3 separate regions of the Homo sapiens genome follow, and all the other regions are linked to region 1. Evidence: chromatin contacts called from ENCODE Hi-C or POLR2A ChIA-PET data. All regions are on one chromosome and are shown on one strand. The core of a region is the stretch at or near the end of the contact, and the rest is flanking DNA. Distances in the headings are between cores, read along the strand shown.

Region 1 (4,383 bases), core at 1,156-3,655:
TCTGCTGGGATATCTGAGTGGGGTTGGGGCCGAGCCCTGGGCCTTGAATGGCAGCGAGAGGCAGAGTCCTGGGTGGAAGGGGGCAGCCCGCATTAAGGCCCCACCTTCAGGCTGGGAAGGGCCTGAAGGCTTGGATCTGGGCTGCCAGTCCTGTGGATGGGAGTGGGGACTCGTGGTGCCTCTTCTGGACCACCCATGGCTGCCCATGGACCAATAGGCACACACTTCCTCCCCTCTGAGGTCCATAAAAGCCCTGGGCTCAGCCAGAGCAGGGCAGAGGATGGCCAGAGGAACAAAGAGGGGAGAGAAAGAGAGGATGGGACGACCAGCTGTAGAGAGGAGCTATTCTCTCTGCTGATAGCTGCAGATGATGGGATGACCAGTTGCAGAGAGGAGTTATCCTCTCTGCTGAGAGCTGCAGAGACGACTTGCTGGCAGAGAGGAGCCGTCATCTCCAGGGCCTCCTCTCTGGGGGAGAGCTGCAGAGCTGCAGACATCAGGATGACCAGTTGCAGAGAGGAGCTATCCTCTCCAGGGCCACCTCTCTGCTGAGAACTGAAAACTCCATAGATGACCTGCCTACAGAGAGGAGCTACCCACTGCAGGTCTCCTCTGAGCTGTTGTAACACTCAGTAAAGCTCATTTTTGTCTTGTTCACCCTTCACTTGTCTGCATACTTCATTCTTCCTGGATTCAGGACAAGAGCTTGGGCAAAGGTGCTGTGGCCACAGAGGTTTCTGGCCAGAAAATTGACACCCCAAAGATCCCATAACACCAGGACATGACTTCTGATGTTTCTTCTGATCCTTGCACATTTTCATTCCTCAGGAAGGAGGCACCTGTCCCCTTACTCTGACCTGAAGCCTTGTAAGATTATCAGCATGCAGCCGGGCGCAGTGGCTCATGCCTGTAATCCTAGCACTTTGGGAGGCCAAGGCGGGCAGATCACGAGGTCAAGAGATCGAGACCATCCTGGCCAACATGGTGAAATCCCGTCTCTACTAAAAATACAGATGGGCGTGGTGGCACGTGCCTGTAGTCCCAGCTACTCAGGAGGTTGAGGCAGGAAGATCACTTGAACCTGGGAAGCAGAGGTTGCAGTGAGCCGAGATTGCACCACTGCACTCCAGCCTGGCAACAGAGCGAGACTCTGTATCAAAAAAAAAAAAAAAAAAAAAAGATTATCAGCGTGACTGTTCCTCACTCAAGTTCCCACCAATGTGGGAGAACCAGACATCCTGATTCTGAATTATTTTTGCCCACGTTATTTCCCAGGACTGAGTTGAGTAGTTACAGGCAGATGTTTAGGCATTGGGTCACATGGATGTGGAATGTTATGCTACCTTTGACTTATTCTGTTTATTTATTTAAGTACATAGAATTGGATTAATTATAGTCCTTGCTTCATAAAATATTATTGTCATTGTTTCATGAATGGCCTTCTTATTTTATTTGCTTATTTATGCTTTTAGAATATAATGGATGCTACTCATTCGAGAACTAAAATATTACCAATAATTTATATCTACCTATATATATATTTTTTTCTATTTTTTTTTAACTTCTCCTTTCACTGATGACAGTCCTTTGCAGCTATGGGGTGGATATCTTTACTTAAATATAATCCAGTTTACATAAAAAAACCTTCAGGCATCAAACTTCCAGGTGCAGCCATTCATAAAGACAGTTTCATGACTTATATAATGGAGAACTAAAGACCTGGTGTGGGATTTCCACTAGACAGAGGTGTCATTGAGAATCGGAACAGTTGCTGGGTGTGATGGCTCATGCCTATAATCCCAGCACTTTGGGAGGCTGAGGTGAGAGGATTACTTGAGCCCAGGAGCTGGAGACCAGCCTGGGCAACATGGTGAGACCTCCATCTCTATAAAAAAAACAACAAAAAGAATTGGAACAGTTATTATTTTGACCTTACTTGGTAGGGGCACATTGGTGTGGCATTGCAAGAATGCTGCCTAATGCATCGGCACTCATAAAAGACAAAGACAGTAAAAGCTGGCTTGTGTGTTTACTTTTATAAATCGGAGTTATTTAAGGGTCAGAAATGCTTTGAACGTTTACAAATTAGAACTATATTTCTCCTGTAATACAATGCAGAGGAAGTATGATTCATATAAATCTTCCTTTATGTTTCATATTGGCCCTGGATTACCTGCTGGTTAATTCGCTTTTAGTCTGAACAATAAATTCAAATAAAGACTTTCTTTTTCTTGAAATTATGTTTCTGACCATGTAAGACAAATTAGTAAAGGAGCCCTTTAGTTTAGTGATTTAGTGGTTTGTTGATCTAGACCAGCTGAGGAATTTTTTTCCCCTACACCTGGCTGTAGTCTTAGGTTCTTGCCTGAGCTTGCCTGGGTCTGGAAAGAAAATTCTGCCTTGCTCTACAAAGCATTTCTCCATATTGTTGCTCCTCCAGGAAAGGCAACTTTCTAGTTTAGGAGATTTCACTCAGGCTAGAGCTTTTCTTGAACGTAACAATTACCTGACAATGTCTGCAGAATTAGAGCTGAATTCTGTCCTTGGCAAAGCAGGTAATTATAAATAATTTGGGAAGGAAAAGACCATGATCGTTATTAATAGCATTTTCTCTTTATATCTTCAAGAAGTGCAGTTATTAATAATTGAGATTTCCTCCTTTGATTGACGTCTGTAAAAACATCTATTCAGTGAGGTTTAGTCTTTAACGTCGCTGCAAAGAGTGTCCCTGCTCAGCTCAGTCAATTAGCACCACCTAGTGTATCACATGTGCAGAAACTCAAGACCAACTCCAGTACAAAACATCCAAAAAAGTTCTTTGGACCTTTGGGGAAGTTATAAATATGGTCATCTAGGACATATTCCTTTGCGAATCATAATTGCAACATCAATATTTTTTATAAAGATGAAAACAATGAAAATAAGAGCATATGTCAAAGAAAAGAATAAATGAGCACCAAAATTATGTGAGAGGATATGTGTGGGGAGCCTGAGAATGGGTATCAGCACTTGTTGGATGCCTACTGTGTACCAGGCTGCATGCTTTGCTTAAATTTTTTTGAAAGGGAGGGAGTAGAGAGTTGGGTTTTTAAATTTTAATTTCACCAACATTTTCTTTTGGTGCAGATGAATGATAAAATGGGCTGATATTTCGTGACTCCAGGTTTTTTTTTCAGAACCTGCTAAGTCACTGTTGAAGGTAATTCTACTTCTACATACATCTCTTGCACAGCTAGTGAACAGAGGCACTGACAGCCCTTTGTTCCAGACAACCTTTCCAAGGATGTTTTATAGTGAAAAGTCTTGGAAAAAAGAGATAGTGTCTTCCTCCAGAGTAGAGCTTTGCTTTTGTTCAGTATGTCTCTCTCTGGAGCAAAGGTTAAGCAGGTTTGCTTGCAGCCCATTATAAGATTTGGGTTTCCTAAGCTTGAGATTACTCAACTGTGATAGAAACCCATAGTGTATACAGCACCAACCTGGGAATCTCTACTTTGCCCCTGTGTGACCTGATGGGCAAGGGAAACTGATGCAAGCATGAAGTTCATGCTGCTTCCTGTGGCTTAGGTAATAAAATCCTTTTCCCTGATCCAGGAATCTTGCATCTTCTAACAGCATCCATAAAACAAGTTAGCTTGCCAGTAGGGTAAAGCCTCAGACACTTGCATTTCTTGACAGTTACCATCCCAATTGCCAGACACCTGGTTCCCACAGTCATGTAGCACCCGCCCTTCCCTATCTTGCAGAAGGAGGGCATCCCGGTTGACCATGCCATTGTTCTGACCACAGTCCTGTTCCGTTAAACAAAACCAGATACTAAATAATCCAAATATTAAAAAACTGAACCAGCAGATGATTAGGCACATAATACATAACATTTACATTATGCATCAACTAACAAGCAAAATAACCAGCTAACATCATAATGACAGGATCAAATTCACACATAACAATATTAACCTTAAATGTAAATGGGCTAAATCCTCCAATTAAAAGACATAGACTGGCAAATTGGATAAAGAGTCAAGAACCATCAGTGTGCTGTATTCAGGAAACCCATCTCACGTGCAGAGACACACATAGGCTCAAAATAAAGGGATGCAGGAATATATACCAAGCAAACAAAAAGGCAGGGGTTGCTATCCTAGTCTCTGATAAAACAGACTTTAAACCAACAAAGATCAAAAGAGACAAAGAAGACCATTACATAATGGTAAAGATATCAATTCAACAAGAAGCGCTAACTATCCTAAATATATATGCATCCAATACAGGAACACCCAGATTCATAAAGCAAGTTCTTAGAGACTTACAAATAGACATAGACTCCCATGCAATAATAATGGGAGACTTTAACACCCCACTGTCAACATTAGACAGATCAAT
Region 2 (4,383 bases), core at 963-3,462, 410 kb before region 1:
GCTAGCTCTTCAAAGGACAACAATAGGTTGAACACTTTGATGTGTCAATAATTTAAAAGCCAATTAAATATTAACAGGATTTCCAGACCCTTCAAAGAGAATAAGGAGTGAGAGATTTCCTGCACCTAAAGCAAAGCCTGAAAGCTGGATTACGAAAGGAAATACCACTTGTGAGCTAAATTTTAATTAAGAGATTACACATGGGCCGGAAGTCGACGACACAAGTCTTCCCCTTAGCTTAAGAGTCCCGTTTGTTGCCCTTCCGATACAGTGCAGCTGCCATCTTGGACCAGGCCTGCTTGCTGACATCAAGCAGAAGGTGCCTCCAGAGTTCAGAGACAATGGAACAGGGTCCACAGTTGATGGACAAAAGTGAAGTCAAAAGCAGCTTTTAGTCTAGAAGTCCCTTCCCACTCCCACTCAGGACTCCATCGATAAGCCATAAGCCATCCCCTGCAAGGGCAACTGGCAGACAATGAAGGGGTCTTAACGTAGCTTATGACCAAATCTTTGTCTAAAGGCAGCTCCTATAAACAGCCAGATAATGGCATGAGTCATCCATGAGATCATTCCAGAATCTGTCTCTGTGTGGGAATATGCTTGGTGTGAGGAAAGAAACACAATTTGTGAATGTGTAATTTTCCACAACAAAAATTTTCTGGGGAAAGTGGGTGGGGAGGAAGGGGGCATGGGCCTGGAGCCAGGCAGGGAGCATTTAGGCTTGAAGGCTCTAAGAATAGAAGACGCTGTTCTCTGTGTCGCAAAATGATCAACACTCAGGAAATGGACCCAAGCGGATGACCTCATCTGAATGCCCCCAATGCCAAAAGTTAAGGATATAAACACCATGTGGAAGCTGTTGACAATTTAAAAACACACCCCCCAGAGGCACCTTGCAACTCCACTGGGAAGCCATCTTCTTCATCACATGGTCTCTGATGCATCTGTAGTAAGTAAGTGACTCCTGCGACTATCATACAGTCAAGTATGGTTATCTTAAGGGGTGTGAACCTACACACACATCACAGAAACTCTTTTTGCTGGAATCATCTAGTTTGGTGATTTCACATAACCTCCAATCTCAAGTTTACTAGGTTCTCTCCTACTTTCTTCTGGTCGGATCCATGTGTACAGAAATACCAACCCACATCCAGATCTCAGGAAGTAAAGAGCACTTGGTGGCTGGTGTCGGTTCCCTTATGCATAGGGACAATTCTAGGACTAGTTCTCCATACAACACCTGCAGTCTCTCACTCACCAGTGGGTCGTGCTCTAGAAGCTCCTGGGCTGGCAAGTTGGAACTCAGAATGCATTTTTCATTGATGCAGTAAGTGGAGATTAGCCTACCCAAGGCTCTCTGAGCCTATAATGTAACTGAATCAGCCCAAAAGCAAAAACAAGAGCTCGGGTCATAGAAGCAAAAGGTCAGAGGGTGTATGAGGGTAAAAAAATAGGAGGAAGTTGAGTCTCTCCTCTTGGTTTCCTGGTCCAGGCTTGACCCTCAGGAACTTTTTTTTTTTTTTTTTGAGATGAAGTCTCACTCTGTTGCCCAAGCTGGAGTGCAATGGCACGATCTTGGCTCACTGCAACCTCCACTTCTCAGGTTCAAGCAATTCTCCTGCCTCAGCCTCCCGAGTAGCTGGGACTACGGGCACATGCCACCATGCCCGGCTAATTTTTGTAATTTTAGTAGAGATGGGGTGTCACTATGTTGGCCAGGCTGGTCTTGAACTCCTGACCTTGTGATCCGCCCACCTCGGTCTCCCAAAGTACTGGGATTACAGGCATGAGCCACTGTGCCCAGCTGAGTAACACTTTAAAGGTCAAGTTTGTATTATTTCACCTTCTTCTCTGAACTTCCCTTTCCTTCTTAGGACTCCAGGACCCTTTCCCCTAAGCTATTCCTGTTTTTCACAATTCCTTCCCTCTCTCTACATGTAAATCCATAAATTCCTTTGCAGGGCCCAGGTTTCCCACTCCTGGCCCTATGGCGGTGGCACAGTAGCCCACAATGGGGGCTGGAAAGCGAGGGGAAGAGAAGTGGTCTTGGATAGAAGTGTTGGACAAGCTGTTTACTAAGTGGGGTCTGCCTATTTAGGAAAGTTGAGAAAGTTGCTTGCAACTCATTTTGTGAGCTGAGGGTCACCAAGCCAAACCACAAATCCACACTAGAAAAGAGAAGGCCGTGACTAATGTGGATAAAAGGCAGAAAGATTCAGGCTGGCCTTGGCAAGTGTTAGTTGAGGAAAAAGGAGCTGGTTTAAGGCTGGGACTCTTCCCAGAAAATGGCATAATTTACAAGCTTCATCTGAGAAGAGTGTTTACAGCTATGGGAAGGTTTGATGTTACAGTTACAGTGAAAAAGCTGGGCAACATCTGTTCCTCTTCTCTGTAATGGGCTTGTTTTGAAAGGTAGGATTTAGCAAGAAAGATCAAAGCAAAACAATGGTCTCCTCACGTTCCATAAAGTGTATGCATTAAGAAAAAAAAAAAAGACTGGAAGGAAATAGACCAAAATGTAAATGGTGGCTTTGTTTAGGAGGTGAGGCTCAATAATTGTTATCTTCCTTTTACTTTTATACATTTTTCAAATAGTCTTTAAGAAACATGTACTATTGAGGAAAAAAAGACTGAATAAAAGCAGATCTCAAGGTGAATCCATTATTTGTAGAATTGCACCACTGACAAACTCACTGTGAACCTGACTGGGAACTGCTAAGTTCAAGTAGATCTAGAAAGAGCAACATAATAGCTCTGTGATGGCCGGGCACGGTGGCTCACACCTGTAATCCCAGCACTTTAGAAGGCCGAGGTGGGAGGATGGCTTGAGCCCAGGATTTTGAGACCAGCCTGGGCAGCATGGTGAAACCCGACTCTACAAAAAATACAAAAATTAGCTGGGCGTGGTGGTGCATGCCTGTCATCCCAGCTACGCAGGAAGCTGAGGTAGGAGGATCGCTTGAGCCTGGGAGGTCAAGGCTGCAGTGAGCTGAGATTGCACTACTGCACTCCAGCCTGGGCAATACAGTGAGACCTTTCTCAAAAAGAAAGAAAAAGAAGGCCGGGTGCGGTGGCTCACGCCTGTAATCCCAGTACTTTGGGAGGCTGAGACAGGCAGATCACGAGGTCAGGAGATCGAGACCATCCTGGCTAGCATGGTGAAACCCCGTCTCTACTAAAAATACAAAAAAATTAGCCGGGTGTAGTGGCGGGCACCTGTAATCCCAGCTACTCAGGAGGCTGTGGCAGGAGAATGGCGTGAACCCAGGAGGCGGAGCTTGCAGTGAGCCGAGACCCCGCCAGTGCACTCCAGCCTGAGCAACTGAGAGAGACTCTGTCTCCAAAAAAAAAAAAAAAAAAAAAAAAGCTCTGTGACTGGACAAAAATGGAAGTGAAACTAATGCTTAATGAATATCTACTACAGCTTTCACATATAATATTTCATTTACTATTTCATTCATCTCCCTGAGGTGGACATTATAGTCCTTTTACGGAGGAGTGAAGCTGGGGTCAGTAAGGCTAGTTCATTTCCCAGGACTGAGGCTTCTGCCTGCCAGCTCGTTCCCAAGCACCACACTGCCTCCCTGGCCGCCGGTGCCCATGGGTACACGACAGCAAGGATGGGTAAGGGCTGTGGTTTTCCTAATGGAGGCACCAAAGGAGGTGGATGGCAGGAGTGGGGATGAATGGGCTACTTGTGCCCATTCCTGATTCTCCAGAAGAGCTCTCTGTTTAGCTGTTTTATTTATTGGAATTCTATGTAAACTGATACTGGAAGAATGGCTTCTTCAGCTTAAAAAAAAAAAAAAAAAAGTGGAAGCCGACAGTCTCCAAGTTCCTTCCAGCTTTAAAAGACTATATTTGAGCTGAAGAGTGCTCCTTACTACGGAACTCATTTTTGGTCTGGCATTACCTTTACCTTAACTATCTTCCACTTCACATACCCTTTAATGAATTAGCTCAGGGCCACCCCAAGCAGAAGTGGCCGTGCAATCTATCCCTGGTAATGATTAGTGGGACTCTGGGATCAACAGCTGTGTTATTTGAAAGGCGTGGGCACAACCCATACCCAGTCTTTATTCAATGCATGCCAGTAAGTCCTGACAGCTTCCTAACACATGCACCTGATTAGAGATGGCCATGCTGGGCTTCAGAAGGGCCTGGCAATAAGGAGTAGATTGTGTGTGGATGAGTGCGGGTGGGTGGTGGCGGAGAGGATGCAGGCAGGGGCTTCAGTCCACCCTAGACACAGAGAGGGGCTCCAGGGACAGGATAGAGCATCCCACTCTCTACAGAACCGAGCTTGGGAAAAATGCCCCCCCGCCAACTTTTTTTTTTTTTTTTTTTTCTGAGACGGAGTCTCATTCTGTTGCCCAGGCTGGA
Region 3 (4,383 bases), core at 957-3,456, 260 kb before region 1:
CAGTCTGGGTGACAGAGTGAGACTCCATCTCAAAAACAAAATAAAATAAAATAAATGTTGAAATAAATTTATAAATAGATGTGAACTTCGCTCTTTCCAAAGGCAGGTTGAGGTGGGGGAGATTAATGGGTATGAGCAGAGGGAGTCAATTCAACCACCACCAAACAGAATTTACGTCTAGAGACAAGAATTATTTTGCATTGCTATCAGTATTTGACAACTTAAAAGTTAAAATAGGCTGGACAAGGTGGCTTATGCCTGTAATCCCAGTACTTTGGTGGGCTCAAGGTGGGGGACTGCTTGAGCCCAGGAGTTTGAGACAAGCCTGGGCAACACAGCAAGACCCCATCTCTATGAAAAATGTAAAAATTAGCCAGGCATTGTGGCACACGCCTGTAGTCCCAGCTACTCAGGAGGCAGAGGCGAGACGATCTACCAGAGCCTGGAAGGTGGAGGCTGCTGTGAGCTGTGTTTGCACCACAGCGCTGTAGCCTGAGTGATAGAGCGAGATCCTGTCTCAAAAAAAAAGTTATAAAATAGCTCAAAGACAATAAATAGCTGAAATTAAATAATCTAGAACAGTGTGCTCTAAGCAACACATTGTTTTCCACTGGAGACACCAGTAATTTTTTTTTGTTTATTCCAAGTTTTTTTATATATCTGATTACTTTTTTCTTTTTATTTTTGAGATGGAGTATTACTCTGTCACCCAGGCTGGAGTGCAGTGGCACCATCTCGGCTCACTGCAAGCTCCACTTCCCGGGTTCACGCCATTCTCCTGCTTCAGCCTCCCGAGTAGCTGGGACTACAGGCACCCGCCACCACGCCCAGCTAATTTTTTGTATTTTCAGTAGAGATGGAGTTTCACTGTGTTAGCCAGGATGGTCTCGATCTCCTGATCTCGTGATCCTCCTGCCTTGGCCTCACAAAATACTGGGATTACAGGCGTGAGCCACTGCACCCAGCCTGGGTGACTTTTAATGCAATGCCTCACATATAACAACTCAGTAAGTACCAGATGAATAGATAAATGATGAATGACAAAACGAAAATTTGAGCTGTAAGTAGAGTTCGGATAAAATATTAGCATCGGCCGGTTGTGGTGGCTCACGCCTGTAATCCTAGCACTCTGGGAGGCCGAGGTAGGTGGATCACGAGGTCAGGAGATCGAGACCATCCTGGCTAACACGGTGAAACCCCGTCTCTACTAAAAATACAAAAAATTAGCCAGGAGTGGTGGCGGGTGCCTGTAGTCCCAGCTACTCAGGAGGCCGAGGTAGGAGAATGGCGTGAACCCGGGAGGCAGAGCTTGCAGTGAGCCGAGATCGCCCCACTGCACTCTAGCCTGAGTGACGGGTCAAGACTCCATCTCAAAAATAATAATAATAATAATTAGCATCTTTGTAAGAATGGCAGAAAACAACTTGAGGTCTTTTAGCCTTTCTCTGCTGGCTATGACACATCTCTGTGCTTCCTGGATAGTTTGTTAGTTTCTGTTTTGTGTTCATTCATTCACTTATTATTCATTCTTATTATTCATTATTCATTCATTTATTCAACATTATTCATTGCAACTTGTGGGAAGAACAAAATAAACAACATTGACAACAAGGAATAAACCCAGAAGCAGCAAGAGACTTGGGAATTTTGTAGTGACGCCAGTTTGGTTTCCACTGATACATTCGGGTAAAAATGACTCCAGTTTGGTTTGCTATGTGGAAGACAAACAATTCATTCCTCACTCACTCTCCTCTGGAGTTGAGAGAAAACAGCCATCCCTCTTCTCCCTCTCTGTGGAAAAAGACCGAATCAGTTGGCGGAGCTTAGCTAAGCTTTTTTTAGTGAAGTTAGAACTTGCTTGGAGACACAGGACTTCCTCTACAAAAGGGCTTTTTTTTTTTTTTTTAATTGAAGGAAACACTGAAGTCTCTTCTAACTCTAGCTGGCCCCCAGCCTGGCTCTCTGCAGCCCCTGCAGTTGACCCTGTCTGACTTTGCCTCTGCAGGAACTTTCTTCACGTTCAAAACCATGAAACATTTTGCCCTGCCTCGGAGTAAAATCAAACACCAGTGAGAACCTCTTGAAGTGAGTTTCCATAGACTCTCAGATGGAAGCCTGGGAATTTCACTGTGCCCCTAAGGAGACCTGAGCTTCCTAAGAGATGAGGACACTTTGATTTCCTAATGTGACTTTTGTCACAGTGGAGCACACTTTGACTCTCACTTCCTGTTTTAATTCTGTTTGGAAATAAAAATCTGCTGAGATTTAGTTTCAAAAGAGCTTCTTGAGGTTTTCTCTGCCAACTAGAAAAGGGAATAACGGCCAGGCGTGGTGGCTCACGCCTGTAATCCCAACACTTTGGGAGGCCAAGGCAGGTGGATCACCTGAGGTCAGGAGTTCGAGACCAGCCTGACCAACATGGAGAAACCCCATCTCTACTAAAAATACAAAACTAGCCGTGCATGGTGGTGCATGCCTGCAATCCCAACTATTTGGGAGGCTGAGGCAGGAGAATCGCTTGAACCCGGGAGGCGGAGATTGCGGTGAGCCGAGATCACGCCATTGCACTCCAGCCTGGGCAACAAGAGTAAAACTCCATCTCAAAAAAAAAAAAAGGAAAAGAAAAAGAAAAGGGAATAAACACAATTGCAGTCAGCACGCACTGATAACCAGGGCTGCCAGTTAACGTGGGGACCTTGCTTTGTTGAGATGGAACACATCCTACTCGGGAGGGCTATGAATGAGGTCTCAAGGGGTGAGCCAAGGTTCCCTGGGTGGAGTGGACTGGGGAACAAGGCAGATGGAGCTGCACCAGGAAAAGCGAGGAGAACAGGGAGGGAGCTGAGGGATGTGGGGTGCATGGGGAGTGGTGGAATAGCAAAGCCTTCATTGGGAGTTGGGCTGTGAGGGGCCTTGTGCCAGGGACTTTACTCCAGAAGCCAGAGGGACTCATGGAAGGTTTCTAGCCTGAGTCAATTTGGTTTCAAAAGATCACTCTACGTGAAAGAAGGAAGTGCTTCTTTCTTAGCCACCTTCTTGGGTGGCTGCTGGGGTAACTTAGGGAAGCCATGCTAAGTGCAGGAGCTGAGATAGTGCCTTTAGTGACAGTAGAAGGGGTTAGAGGAGCAGAGGGGATGGAACCTAGACCTCAGCCATTCCCCGCGCTGCCTCCTGGTCCAGTGATCTTTCTCCTACTCCAGGGCACCACCAGCTCTTCCCCCAGAGCCCTCCTTGGCAGAACAGAGTATACAGTCCCTGCGGAACTGGAGGCCCAGCTAGAGATGGAATATGGCATGCCAGAAAGTTCTTTGAAGTAGTGTATTTTGTCTGAAAAAATGCATGCAAATATTTACGTTCTGTTTCAGAAGAGTAGTGCTCCAGGAAGCTGAACCACTTTTTTAACCTGTGACTCTGGTGCCCCCTGCTTTTCTCACTTACACACATGCCAGGCTGGGAATGGTCCCTGCTCCTGAGCAGCCAGTTTGTTGATATCCCCTCCACACACCATAAGATCATGGACGCCAGGCTTGCTTTCTGGAGTGGGAAGCACATGTGCACAAAGCATACCTGTCTGTGTCCTGGAAACACTGCCTTCACTTCTCTTGAGTGAAAGGATTTACTGAATTGGATTTACGATATTTAAATTAATTTTATTGTCACTCCCTTCAAATTCCTTTTTCTTTCCCCACTCTGATAAATACTCAGTTAATTAGCTTTACAGATCAAGAGTTAGCTAGTGGCGGCCGGGCACGGTGGCTCAAGCCTGTAATCCCAGCACTTTGGGAGGCTGAGGTGGGCAGATCATGAGGTCAGGAGATCGAGACCATCCTGGCTAACATGGTGAAACCTCGTCTCTACGAAAAATACAAAAAATTAGCCAGACGTGGTGGCGGGGGCCTGTGGTCCCAGCTACTCGGGAGGCTGAGGCAGGAGAATGGTGTGAACCCAGGAGGCGGGGCTTGCAGTGAGCCGAGATCGCGCCTCTGCACTCCAGCCTGGGTGACAGAGCGAGACTCCGTCTCAAAAAAAAAAAAAAAAAAAATGGAGTTAGCTATTGGCAGGCACAGACTGCCAGAGTCTCCAATGGGACGCCTTGGCTTAATGGTGCTGCAGAGTATTTTGTGCTTTGTATCTAACGTTTCTAAAATTGACAGTAATAGTGAACACTAACTGGCCAGTTGCTGGGTGCTGGACATGACGTTAGGGTACGTTATTTCATTTCTTCATTACAGCAAGCCTGAGGTAGATATTATTATTGTTTCCATTTTATAGATGAGGAAACTGGGACTTGGAGATAGTTTAAATTTCTCAGAGTCCTACATCCAGGAAATGGTAGAGCCAGGATATGATTTCAGGTGGTCAAATCCCAACACAAGAGTTTTT

Evidence for each region. Hi-C counts contacts between places; a loop is a spot of excess contacts on that map. ChIA-PET counts read pairs that join two places held with the same protein, here RNA polymerase II (POLR2A). Pooled maps may share reads with other maps.
Region 2: a loop to region 1 is called in a pooled map, with 2.6 times the contacts of the local background. The contact joins two enhancer-like sites. A Hi-C loop is called at or near these places in 1 of 37 single-sample maps with no recorded cell type and 2 of 50 pooled maps. POLR2A ChIA-PET finds 5 or more read pairs at or near these places in 1 of 52 experiments (WTC11).
Region 3: a loop to region 1 is called in a map of Caco-2, with 4 times the contacts of the local background. The contact joins two enhancer-like sites. A Hi-C loop is called at or near these places in 1 of 168 maps with a recorded cell type or tissue (Caco-2) and 2 of 50 pooled maps. POLR2A ChIA-PET finds 5 or more read pairs at or near these places in 2 of 52 experiments (BJ and activated naive CD4-positive, alpha-beta T cell).

What each region holds. Positions count from the first base shown.
Region 1 is chr18:22,812,198-22,816,580 of GRCh38, reverse strand. All of the region lies in intron 2 of RBBP8-AS1 (RBBP8 antisense RNA 1), which reads left to right. All of the region lies in intron 1 of LOC124904263 (a long non-coding RNA gene), which reads right to left. Among named protein-coding and RNA genes, the nearest start is that of RBBP8, 120 kb to the left of the region's middle. Within about 2 kb of position 2,405, at least 2 of the 41 ENCODE cell types and tissues checked have a DNase peak (open chromatin) inside an H3K27ac peak, as active enhancers do.
Region 2 is chr18:23,223,545-23,227,927 of GRCh38, reverse strand. The region is part of intron 4 of CABLES1 (Cdk5 and Abl enzyme substrate 1); the gene reads right to left. Among named protein-coding and RNA genes, the nearest start is that of CABLES1, 90 kb to the right of the region's middle. RefSeq lists an enhancer at 1,176-1,275. Within about 2 kb of position 2,212, at least 9 of the 41 ENCODE cell types and tissues checked have a DNase peak (open chromatin) inside an H3K27ac peak, as active enhancers do.
Region 3 is chr18:23,076,619-23,081,001 of GRCh38, reverse strand. No RefSeq gene overlaps it. Among named protein-coding and RNA genes, the nearest start is that of CABLES1, 57 kb to the left of the region's middle. Within about 2 kb of position 2,206, at least 3 of the 41 ENCODE cell types and tissues checked have a DNase peak (open chromatin) inside an H3K27ac peak, as active enhancers do.